Regions from separate parts of the Homo sapiens genome. Here region 2 is linked to region 1. The links are chromatin loops, found by intact Hi-C in ENCODE. Cell type or tissue: PC-9. All regions are shown on one strand. Each heading gives the region's core, and the rest is flanking DNA. Links, peaks and the distances in the headings are about the cores only.

Evidence for each region. Hi-C counts contacts between places; a loop is a spot of excess contacts. Peaks named below come from ENCODE experiments on the same cell type or tissue, not always from the same donor. Only the 100,000 strongest peaks of a DNase experiment are listed, where the experiment ranks them.
Region 2: it touches region 1 in a loop (18-fold over the local background); 15 of 110 quality-filtered maps call a loop at or near these places.

Annotation. Positions count from the first base shown.
Region 1 is chr22:40,643,200-40,648,578 of GRCh38, reverse strand. No RefSeq gene overlaps it. Among named protein-coding and RNA genes, the nearest start is that of MRTFA, 9.2 kb to the right of the region's middle. In PC-9, for the core only: a CTCF peak has its summit at 2,145 (motif pointing right); DNase peaks (open chromatin) are centred at 2,168 and 3,748; H3K4me3 peaks cover 587 bases; H3K27ac peaks cover 578 bases.
Region 2 is chr22:40,896,669-40,902,047 of GRCh38, reverse strand. The region is part of intron 4 of XPNPEP3 (X-prolyl aminopeptidase 3); the gene reads right to left. Among named protein-coding and RNA genes, the nearest start is that of DNAJB7, 37 kb to the right of the region's middle. In PC-9, for the core only: CTCF peaks have their summits at 2,592 and 2,797; a DNase peak (open chromatin) is centred at 2,787.

The DNA of each region.
Region 1 (5,379 bases), core at 148-5,147:
TCAGGGACACAGTCTATTTCCTAAGGTCACATGGCTCGGGGCAGAGCCAGGCTTTGAAACCACACCTGCTTTTCCACTGAGTTGCTCTGCCCCTCTTCTCTGTGAGTTTCTTGTAAGGTATTTGTTGTATGACTGCTATCATGAGGCACATTTTATTCACCTGTCGGGAGCTGGTACCATTAGTGTAATATAATCATTCAGTTTGACTCTCATCAGTGTTTTTGCTGCAGCTGCTGCTGCTTTTTCCACACTCTAGTTTTCCAAAACTCAGGTGCAGTGGGGTATTGAGTCTCCTTGTCCATCCAGGCAAGAAAAAAATAATCACTTCAGAATGAGTAGGTAGGAAGGCAGCACAAACAGACATGTAAAAAAATGACTTCACAGCCGGGCACGGTGGCTCACACCTGTAATCCCAGCACTTTGGAAGGCCAAGGCAGGTGGATCAACATGGTGAAACCCCGTCTCTACTAAAAATCCAAAAATTAGCCGAGCATGGTGGTGCATGCCTGTAATCCCAGCTACTCGGGAGGCTGAGGCAGGAGAATCGCTTGAACTGGGGAGGCAGAGGTTGTGGTGAGCCAAGATCGCACCACTGCACTCCAGCCTTGGTGACTCCATCTCCAAAAAAAAAAGAATGACTTCAGAATGCTGTTCTAATCAGGTAGCATTTTGGTAAGGAGAGAAATCAGTATAACTTGTTCCACCAACTCAAAGTGCAGAGTTCCACATAATTGCTGGAGTCTTTATCACCTCCCCACCCAACTTTGTGATTTGCCCCATATGCTAAGGACTTCAGGCGCTGCTCCATCCAGGGGTTTGAATCATATCATGGGGACTCTGCCCCTGTCTCTTCTATACCCTTCATTGCTCCTTGTTGTTATTTGGTTTCATTTTCAGATGAGATCCGGTGTGTTCAGGGTGATATGGCTGTAGACATGGCCTTCTTTTCTTTCTTTCTTTTTTTTTTTTTGAGAGGGAGTTTCACTCTTGGCACGATCTCGGCCCACTGCAACCTCTGCCTCCCGGGTTCAAGCAATTCTCCAGCCTCAGCCTCCCAAGTAGCTGGGATTACAGGTGCCTGCCACCATGCCTGGCTAATTTTTGTATTTTTAGTAGAGACGGGGTTTCACCATGTTGGCCAGTCTGGTCTGGAACTCCTGACCTCAGGTTATCCGCCGGCCTCGGCCTCTCAAAGTGCTGGGATTACAGGTGTGAGCCACCGCGCCTGGCCTGGGCCTTATTTTCAAATCTCTTCTTGCCTTCTGACAGCTAGATGGCCACCGGCAGCTCCAAGCCTACATTTGTTTTTTTTTGTTTTTTTTTTTTTTTGAGACTAAGTTTCGCTCTATTGCCCAGGCTGGAGTGCAAGTGGTGTGATCTCGGCTCACTGCAACCTCCGCCTCCGGGGTTCAAGTGATTCTCATGCCTCAGCCTCCAGAGTAGCTAGGATTACAGGCGCCCGCCACCACACCCATCTAATTTTTGTATTTGTAGTAGAGACAGGGTTTCACCATGTTGGCCAGGCTGGGATTACAGGCTTGAGCCACCGCGCCTGGCCTAATTTTGATTTTTTGAAATATTGTATTATTTTTCTTAATTGCTAAGTTTTTGGCATCCACTTAAATTTTGTGTCTGATTCTCCTCACCCTAGGCTATAACATCATGGCAAGCTTTTATTTAAGAAAAAAAAAATCTTTGCAAGTTTTTTTGTTGTTGTTGTTGTTATTTTTTTTGAGACAGAGTCGAGCTCTGTCGCCCAGGCTGGAGTGCTCGAGTGCAGTGGCGTGATCTCGGCTCACTGCAAGCTCCGCGTCCTGGGTTCACGCCATTCTCCTGCCTCAGCCTCCTGAGTAGCTGGAACTACAGGCGCACAACACCACGCCCAGCTAATTTTTTGTATTTTTAGTAGAGACGGGGTTTCAGCATGTTAGCCAGGATGGTCTCGATCTCCTGACCTCGTGATCCGCCCGCCTCGGCCTCCCAAAGTGCTGGGATTACAGGCGTGAGCCACCGCGCCCGGCCAAGTTTTTGTTTTTAAAACAAAATCTTTTTGTTCCACAAGCAATAAGAACTTTCAGTTCAGTTCCACCTCTTGGTTGTTTACCAGCGCGGCCTCTTCTCTACTCCAGGGGGCAAAAACGGGGTTACAGTTCTCAACCACCAGGGGGCGTCAAAGAACAACTGATAATCGAACCGTTCCTAAGGACGTCCTCCAGGAATATTCCCCAGCCTGGATTCCTTTTCTTGCTGAAGAAAACCCATCCATTTTGAGTTCTCTGCCTGTCAAGTACTTCAGTCTCAAGTAGGCCCCGACTACATGAGCTAGATTCGAGGTTATGTTTGGATTGTATCCTGAAAGTACCCAAAGAAGACATTTATATTGGCTGCAATGATCAGAAAGCCAGAATAAAATCCCACGGGGGTTTGAGTTAATCAAACTTGTGTTTAAACTTTGGCATGTGTGATGCAAATCAAGGTCGCTGGGTAGGGATACCAAGCTTCCTAGTTTCCCCTGGTCAGTAAAAGTCCTGCATCTTGACCCTTCAGTTCCTGCAAACTGGACTGTTGGTCCCTCTACCTGCTTGACCCTCAGTTTTCATCATCTGTGAAATGGACATAAGGCTGGTACCTTCTATGAAGTGTTCATGGAAGAATTCAATGAGATGATGATGTACACAGTAGGTGCTGAATAAAAACTAGCTCAGTTTTGTGATCAAGTGATATACTAGGTGTTTGCAATCCCAGGGATGACCCAATAAAACTATGTAAACAGAGCCCTAGCTTTTTTTGTTTGTTTGTTTTTTAGACGGAGTCTCACTCTGTCACCCAGGCTGGAGTGCAGTGACACTATCTCAGCTCACTGCAACAACCTCTGCCTCCAGGGTTCAAGTGAGTCTCCTGCCTCATCCACCTGAGTAGCTGGGATTACAGACACTCACCACCATGCTCGGCTAATTTTTGTGTTTTTAGTAGAAACAGGGTTTCATCATGTTGGCCAAGCTGGGCTCCAACTCTTGGCCTCAAGTGATATGCCACCTTGGCCTCCCAAAGAGGTGAGATTACAAGTGTGAGCCACTGCACCCGATTGAGCCCCAGTATTTAAAAAAACTTTAATATAATAGAGATGGGGTCTTGCTATGTTGCTCAGGCTGGTCTTGAACTCCTGGGTTCAAGCCATCCTCCCACTTCGGCCTCCCAAAATGCTGGCATTACAGGTATGGGCCACCTTGCTTGGTCACAGAGCCCTAGCATTTTAACACCTCACTTATACATTTAATTCACTTCCAAAGATATTTGCTGAGTGCTTACTACATTTGAAGAAATTGTTAGCAGTTTAAAGGTTATGGGCATATTTTTTTTTTAAATTATTGCCCTTTCTCAAGGATGCTATAATGTCTAGGGGACAGAGATATGGAAAGTGTTTACAGGGTAGAGGGGAAAAAACTCCATGCTGATTGTTCCCCTCTTGTGGGTCTTTATTTCCTCCTGGCTGGATAACAGTAGTGGTTTAATTTATCTTTCCAGCCCCACTTCACTCTCCTTCCATTCCAACTGACAAACTACCAGGTGAATCTTAAGACAGTCTGGATTCTGTTTTCCAGAACGTAATGCCTCCTTTACCATGGCGTTCTTTTTACAACAAGGCCTCAGCAAACTTTCAAACCTTATCTCTCAAACAACCCAGGTGACTCCCTTGCTCAAACATGTCCTCTGTTTTCCTTCCTCCACGTTATTACTCACAGTGTTTCCTAAGTTGGAGTGCCCCACCTCATTACTGCCTGTCAAACATAAGCTCTTTCATGTGTTGCCTCAGTGGGTTCTCCACCAGACAGGAACACTCCCTTCCTAGACCAGACCTCATTCTACTATCCTTTCAGCATTGTTCGTGTTAGCATCATTTCATGGACCCTGTTCTTGATTGTGGCAAAGCTGATCTATTTCACCTTTTTATATTTCCTCTAGTTCCTTGTATGTAGCCAACAAATGTTTATTGAATTACACCCAGGATCTTATTTATTTATTTATTTATTTATTTATTTATTGAGACAGAGTCTTATTCCATCACCCAGGTTGGAGTGCAGTGGTGCGATCTTAGCTCACTAACAGGCTCCATCTCCCAGGTTCAAGCGATTTTCCTGCCTCAGCCTCCCGAGTAGCTGGGATTACAGGCATGCACCACCACACCTGGCTAATTTTTGTATTTTTAGGAGAGATGGCATTTCACCGTGTTGGCCAGGCTGGTCTCAAACTCCTGGACTCAAGTGATCCACCTGCCTCAGCCTCCCAAAGTGCTGGGATTACAGGCGTGAGCCACTGCACCCGGCCCCAGGATCTTAATTTTAATATCCGTATCCTAGCTTTGCTAGTTTTAAGCTGTGTGATATTGAGCAAGTTACTTAACCTCTCTAAGCTTCAGTTTCCTCATGTGAAATAAGATAATGCACTTGGAATGCTTTAGCATTCTGCTTGTTACAATAGGAGCTACAGATTGTCAGAGAAAGAAAAGATCCACCTACGTTGGAGGAATATGGGAGGGCTTCCTGGAGGAAGTGGGATGTCAGCTGGGATTTGAATAGATGAAGATAAAAGAGGACATTCTAGACAAAAAAACTAATCAGAACAAAGACTTAAGAAGAAATAGGAAAGCACAGGATGTGCTGAAGACGGAGTTGATCAAGTCCTGGAAAATACTTTTGGAGAGATTCTCCATGAAGAGAAATAGAGAGGGAAAGGATGGGGGAGTAACTTTTCTCAGAGTATGAATTAACAGGTTGGAAGGAGGAAGATCAGTCTTCAGTGGTTCGCTGAAGGTTCCTGTCATTGGATTTGCCCCTTTCAGCAGCAGCAGCAGAATCAGAAGTGGTGGCCAGTGGATAGGTGACAGAATGAAATCAGCACATGTTTTCAGCAAGGTGCAAAGAAGGATGGAAATGGACAGAAGGACAACTGGCTGCTCATGATTAGCAGAGTGAGGCTTAAAGTTTTACATTTGTGTTAAAGAATTAATTATAGAGGCAGGAGAATTGCTTGAATCCGGGAGACGGAGGTTGCAGTGAGCCAAGATCCCGCCACTGCAATCCAGCCTGAGCGACAAGAGCGAGACTCCATCTCAAAAAAAAAAAAAAAAGAATTAATTATAGAAATACAAGAGTGAATTTGGCTTAGTATCAGTTTTTGGGAAAAGCTCTAGAGGGAAGGGGGTGGAAAGGATTGGTTATAAAGTCAGGTTGAGCCAAAGGGTCAGTGCAGCCACTAGATCTGCCGATGCAAATATAAAATGAAGCCAGGCACGGTGGCTCACACCTGTAATCCCAACACTTTGGGAGACCAAGGCGGGCAGATCACTGGAGGCCAGGAGTTCAAGACCAGCCTGGCCAA
Region 2 (5,379 bases), core at 85-5,084, 250 kb before region 1:
AAGACACCTAATTCATTCTTGATTTTTTACTGAGATAAAATTCACATCATATAAATTAACCAACAAAATGAACAACCCAGTGACATTTAGTACATTCACAATGTTTTGCAACCACCACCTCTCTCTAGTTCCCAAACATTTTCATCACCAGAAAAGAAAATCCCTTACCCATTAAGCAGTTAATTCCCATTCTCCTCTCACCCTATTCCCTGATATCCTCTAATCTGCTTTTTGTCTCTACGGGTTTACCTATTCCGCATATTTCATATAAATGGAGTCATATAGCCGGGCGCAGTGGCTCACGCCTGTAGTCCCAGCACTTTGGTGGGTGGATTGCTTGAGTCCAGCAGTTCGAAACCAGCCTTGGCAACATGGTGAAACCCAGTCTTCACAAAAAATACAAAAATTAGCCAGGCGTGGTAGCGCAAGTAGCTCCGCCTCTCAAGTAGCTGGGCCTACAGGCATGAGCCACTGTCCCTGGCCTGTTGTTGAACTGTAAGAGTTCTTTAAATAGGCCCGGCGTGGTGGCTCACGCCTGTAATTCCAGCACTTTGGGAGGCTGAGGCGGGTGGATCACCTGAGTTCGGGAGTTAGAGACCAGCCTGACCAACATGGAGAAACCCCATCTCTACTAAATATACAAAAATTAGCCGGGCGTGGTGGTGCATGCCTGTATTCCCAGCTACTTGGGAGGCTGAGGCAAGAGAATTGCTTGAACCTGGGAGGTGGAGGTTGCGGTGAGCAGAGATTGGGCCATTGCACTCCAGCCTGGGTGAGAGAAGAGTGAAACTCCATCTCAAAAAAAAAAAAAGTTCTTTAAATATTCTAGATACTAGAACCTTATCAGATATATGATTTGCAAATATTTTCTCTCATTCCGTTTTTTCACTTTCTTGATAGTGTCCTTTTAAACAATTTTTTAAAGTTTTTTATTTTAAATTCTTTTTTTTTAATAAAAAGAGAGGAGGTCTCACTATGTTGCCCAGGCTGCTCTTGAACTCCTGAGTTCAACTGATCTTCCTTGCCTTGGCCTCCCAAAATGCAAGGATTACAGGTATGAGCCACCACACCCATTCCCTTTGTTTTTTATTATTTTTTAAGATCATTATTGTTTTGAGACAGGGTCTCACTCTGTTACCCAAGCTGAAGTGCAGTGCTGTGATCTTGGCTCACTGAAGCCTCTGCCACCCAGGCTCTGGTGATCCTCCCACCTCAGCCTCGTGAGTAGCTGAAATTACAGGAACATGCCACCACACCCAGCTAACTTATTTTTGTATTTTTCATAGAGATGGGGTTTTGCCATGTTGCCCAGGCTGGTCTCAAATTCCTGGGCTCAAAAGATCCATCCACCTTGGCCTCTCAAAGTGTTGGGATTACAGGCATGAGCCACTGCACTTAGCCTTTTAATTTATTCTTAAATTAAGTTTAATTATTTTTTTTTTGAGACAGAGTCTTGCTCTGTTGCCCAGGCTGGAATGCAGTGGTGCGATCTCGGTTCATGACAACCTCCACCTACCAGGTTCAAGCAATTCTCCTGCCTCAGCCTCCCCAGTAGCTGGGATTACAGGCACCCGCCACCATGCCTGGCTAATTTTTTGTATTTTTAATAGAGACGGGGTTTCACTATGTTGGCCAGGCTGGTCTTGAACTCCTGACTTCAGGTGATCCACCGGCCTCAGCCTCCCAAAGTACTGGGATTATAGGCGTGGGTCACCGTACCCGGCCTTTTTTTTTTTTTTTCCTAAGGCTGTTTCTCAGTGTGAGAAAAGTACCCTTTGATGTAGAGAAGTTTTAAACATTGATAAATTCTAATTTATCTACTTTTTCTTTTGTTGCCTGTGCTTTCGGTATCATCTTTAAGAATCCTTTGGCAAATCTAAGGTCATGAAGATTCACCCTTATGTTTTTTCCTAATAGTTTTATAATTTGAGCTCTTAAGTTTAGGTCACTGATCCATTTTATTTATGTATTTATTTAATTTGTGAGATAGAGTCTTGCTCTGTTGCCCAGGCTGGAATGCAGTGGTGTAATCTTGGCTCACTGCAATCTCCGCCTCCTAGGTTCAAGTGATTCTCCTATCACCACAGTGCAGCCTGGGAACAAAGGGAGACTGCCTCCCGAGTATTCGGGATTACAGGCATATGCCACCACACCTGGCTAATTAAGTTAATTTTTAGATAAGGTGTGAAGTAGGGGTACAACTTCATTCCTTTTTTTTTTTTTTTTTTTTGAGATAGAGTCTCGCTCTGTCACCAGGCTGGAGTGCAGTAGCGTGATCTCCGCTCACTGCAACCTCCACCTCCCAGGTTCAAGCAATTCTCCTGTCTCAGCCTCCCAAGTAGCTGGGATTACAGGCGCCCACCACCACATCCAGCTAATTTTTGTATTTTTAGTAGAGATGAGGTATCACCATGTTGGCCAGGATGGTCTTATCTCTTGACCTCGTGATCCACCTACCTTGGCCTCCCAAAATGCTGGGATTACAGGTGTGAGCCACTGTGCCCGGGCACAACTTCATTCTTTTGCATATGGATATCCATCTGTCCCAGCAGAACTGACTCATTTTTAAAAAAATTCATCCTTGGTTTGATATGGCACATGCTTTGAAATCATGGAATGTGGAAATGATAGACCCTGAACTTCACGAGCTAGCAAAATGGATTGGGAGGGAATTCTGAATCGCTGGTAGGTCTGCTAAATATTCAATAGTTTGGTTAGTGCCTTCAGTGCTGGCTGAAAGTAAGCTCAGAATCTCTTTTAGATGAGCTTCTTTTTGATCAACAGATGGAGCTCTAACCCAAAGAAACTGGGCTACTATCATTTTTTTGATGAGTCAGCTGAGACCAACCACAGCTAAAATAATTCGAGTGGCAAGTTGACAGCGATGGGTAAAAAACCATGGACATAAGGGGCTATTCAGTGAAGAAAATGAGCCATTTTCTAGACTATTACATGCAATACCCTGAGGAACTCTTTAAAAATGGTTCCTGAGAATTTTAGATCAAAGAACAGTATCTCTCATTTTGAATATTGCTGAGTGAGAAAGGTTTGCAGGGAAACCCCTAGTTTATTAAAATGGATGAAGGGAGGGGCCTATCATATGTATCTAGATATGGGCAACTGTCCTGCCCCTCCCTCATCACATAGTCAGTGCCTCCTGAAGCTACAGAAATGCTGTGGATGCAGACAGTACGGTTCTGGTTGTATGAGGACATAAATGAACTCCATTATGGGATACCCCTCACCCAGGTTATGAATGATACTGTGATAAAAGGCATCCACCAGCATGAACTTCATATGTGACTTTGCTGTTAGATCTCAGGAAGATGTAAAAAGGCAGTTTAAGATCTTTTATCCCAACTTCCTGGATAATAAAAAGATAGTAAGTTTAGGACTTTATAAAAGAAATAAAATCAAGAAAGAAATGGGGCATGAAAAAGAATAAGGTTAGACCCTTAGTTTATACCATATATAAATATTAACTCAAAATGGGTCGGCCGGGCGCGGTGGCTCACGCCTGTAATCCCAGCACTTTGGGAGGCCGAGGCGGGTGGATCATGAGGTCAGGAGATCAAGACCATCCTGGCTAACAAGGTGAAACCCCGTCTCTACTAAAAATACAAAAAATTAGCCGGGCGCGGTGGCGGGCGCCTGTAGTCCCAGCTACTCGGGAGGCTGAGGCAGGAGAATGGCGTGAACCCGGGAAGCGGAGCTTGCAGTGAGCCGAGATTGCGCCACTGCAGTCCGCAGTCCGACCTGGGCGACAGAGCGAGACTCCGTCTCAAAAAAAAAAAAAAAAAAAAAAAAAAAAAAAAAAAAAAATGGGTCAAAGACCTAAACATAAAACATAAAACTCTTAGAAGAAAACATAGGGGAATACCTTTATGACACTGGATTTGGTAATATTTTCTTGGATATGACACCAAAAGCACAGTTAACAACAACAAAAAAACTGGACTTTATAAAAATTAAAACATTTTGAGCATTAAAGGACGCTATGAATAGTAAAAAGCCAACCCTCATAATGGGAGAATATTTGCAAACCATATACCGGATTAAGAGTTAATATCAAAAACATATAAGGAATTCCCACAACTCAACAACAAAAAAATCCAGCCCAATTTAAAAAATGGGCAAAGGAACTGAACAGGTATTTCTCCAAATAAGATATACAAATAACCAATAAACACATGAAAATATGCTGAACATCACTAGCTGTTAATGAAATGCAAATAAAAACTATGAGATGTCATTTCACACTCATTAAGATGGCTAGTACTCAAAAGGCAGAAAATAACAAGTATCGATTGGCAAGAATGTAGAAAAACTGGAACCCTTGTGCATTGCTGGTAGAAATGTGAAATGGTCCATTTGCTGTGGAAAACTATATGGTGGTTTCTCAAAAAATTAAATGTATAATCAGGAGGCTGAGGTGGGAAGATCACATGAGCCCAGGAGTTCGAGGCTGCAGGGAGCTAAGATGGTGCTGCTGCACTCCAGCCTGGGAACAAATGGAGACTCTGTCTCAAAAAAAGAAAAAAAAAAACAACACAGACTCACCACAGATCTAACAATTCTACTTCTGGGTATATACCCCAAAGAACTGAAAGCAGGGACCTGAATAATTATTTGTAAACCCAGGTACATAGCAGCATTAGTCACCATAGCCCAAAAGATGGAAACAACCCAAGTGTCCAATGACAGATGAAAAGATGAAGGAGGCCGGGCACGGTGGATTACGCCTGTTATCCCAGCACTTTGGGAGGCCGAGGTGGGCAGATCACGAGGTCAGGAGATCGAGACCATCCTGGCTAACACAGTGAAACCCCATCTCTACTAAAAATACAAAAAAATTAGCCGGGCGTGATGGCGGGTGCCTGTAGTCCCAGCTACTCAGGAGGCTGAGGCAGGAGAATGGCGTGAACCCGGCGGAGCCTGCAGTGAGCCGAGATTGCGCCACTGCACTCCAGCCTGGGCAACAGCGAAACTCCGTCTCAAAAAAAAAAAAAAAAAAAAAAGATGAAGGAAACATTGTCTATACATACAATGGAATACCATTCAGCCATAGAGGAATGTCATTCTGAAAAATGCTACAACATGAACTTTGAAAACATTTTACTAAGTGAAGTAAGCCAGTTACAAAAAGACAAATACTGTATGATTCTACTTATATGAAGTAATTAGAATAGGCAGAGTCACAGAAAAAGTAAAAGTTACCAGGGGCTGGGAGGAGGGAAGAATGGGAAGTTATTATTTATTGAGTACAATTTCTATTTGGGATGATAAAAAAGTCTGAAAAAAGATAGTAGTAATAGTCACACACAGTGTGAATATACCTAATGTCATTGAATTTCTATTTTAGCCATTTTTAAGACATAC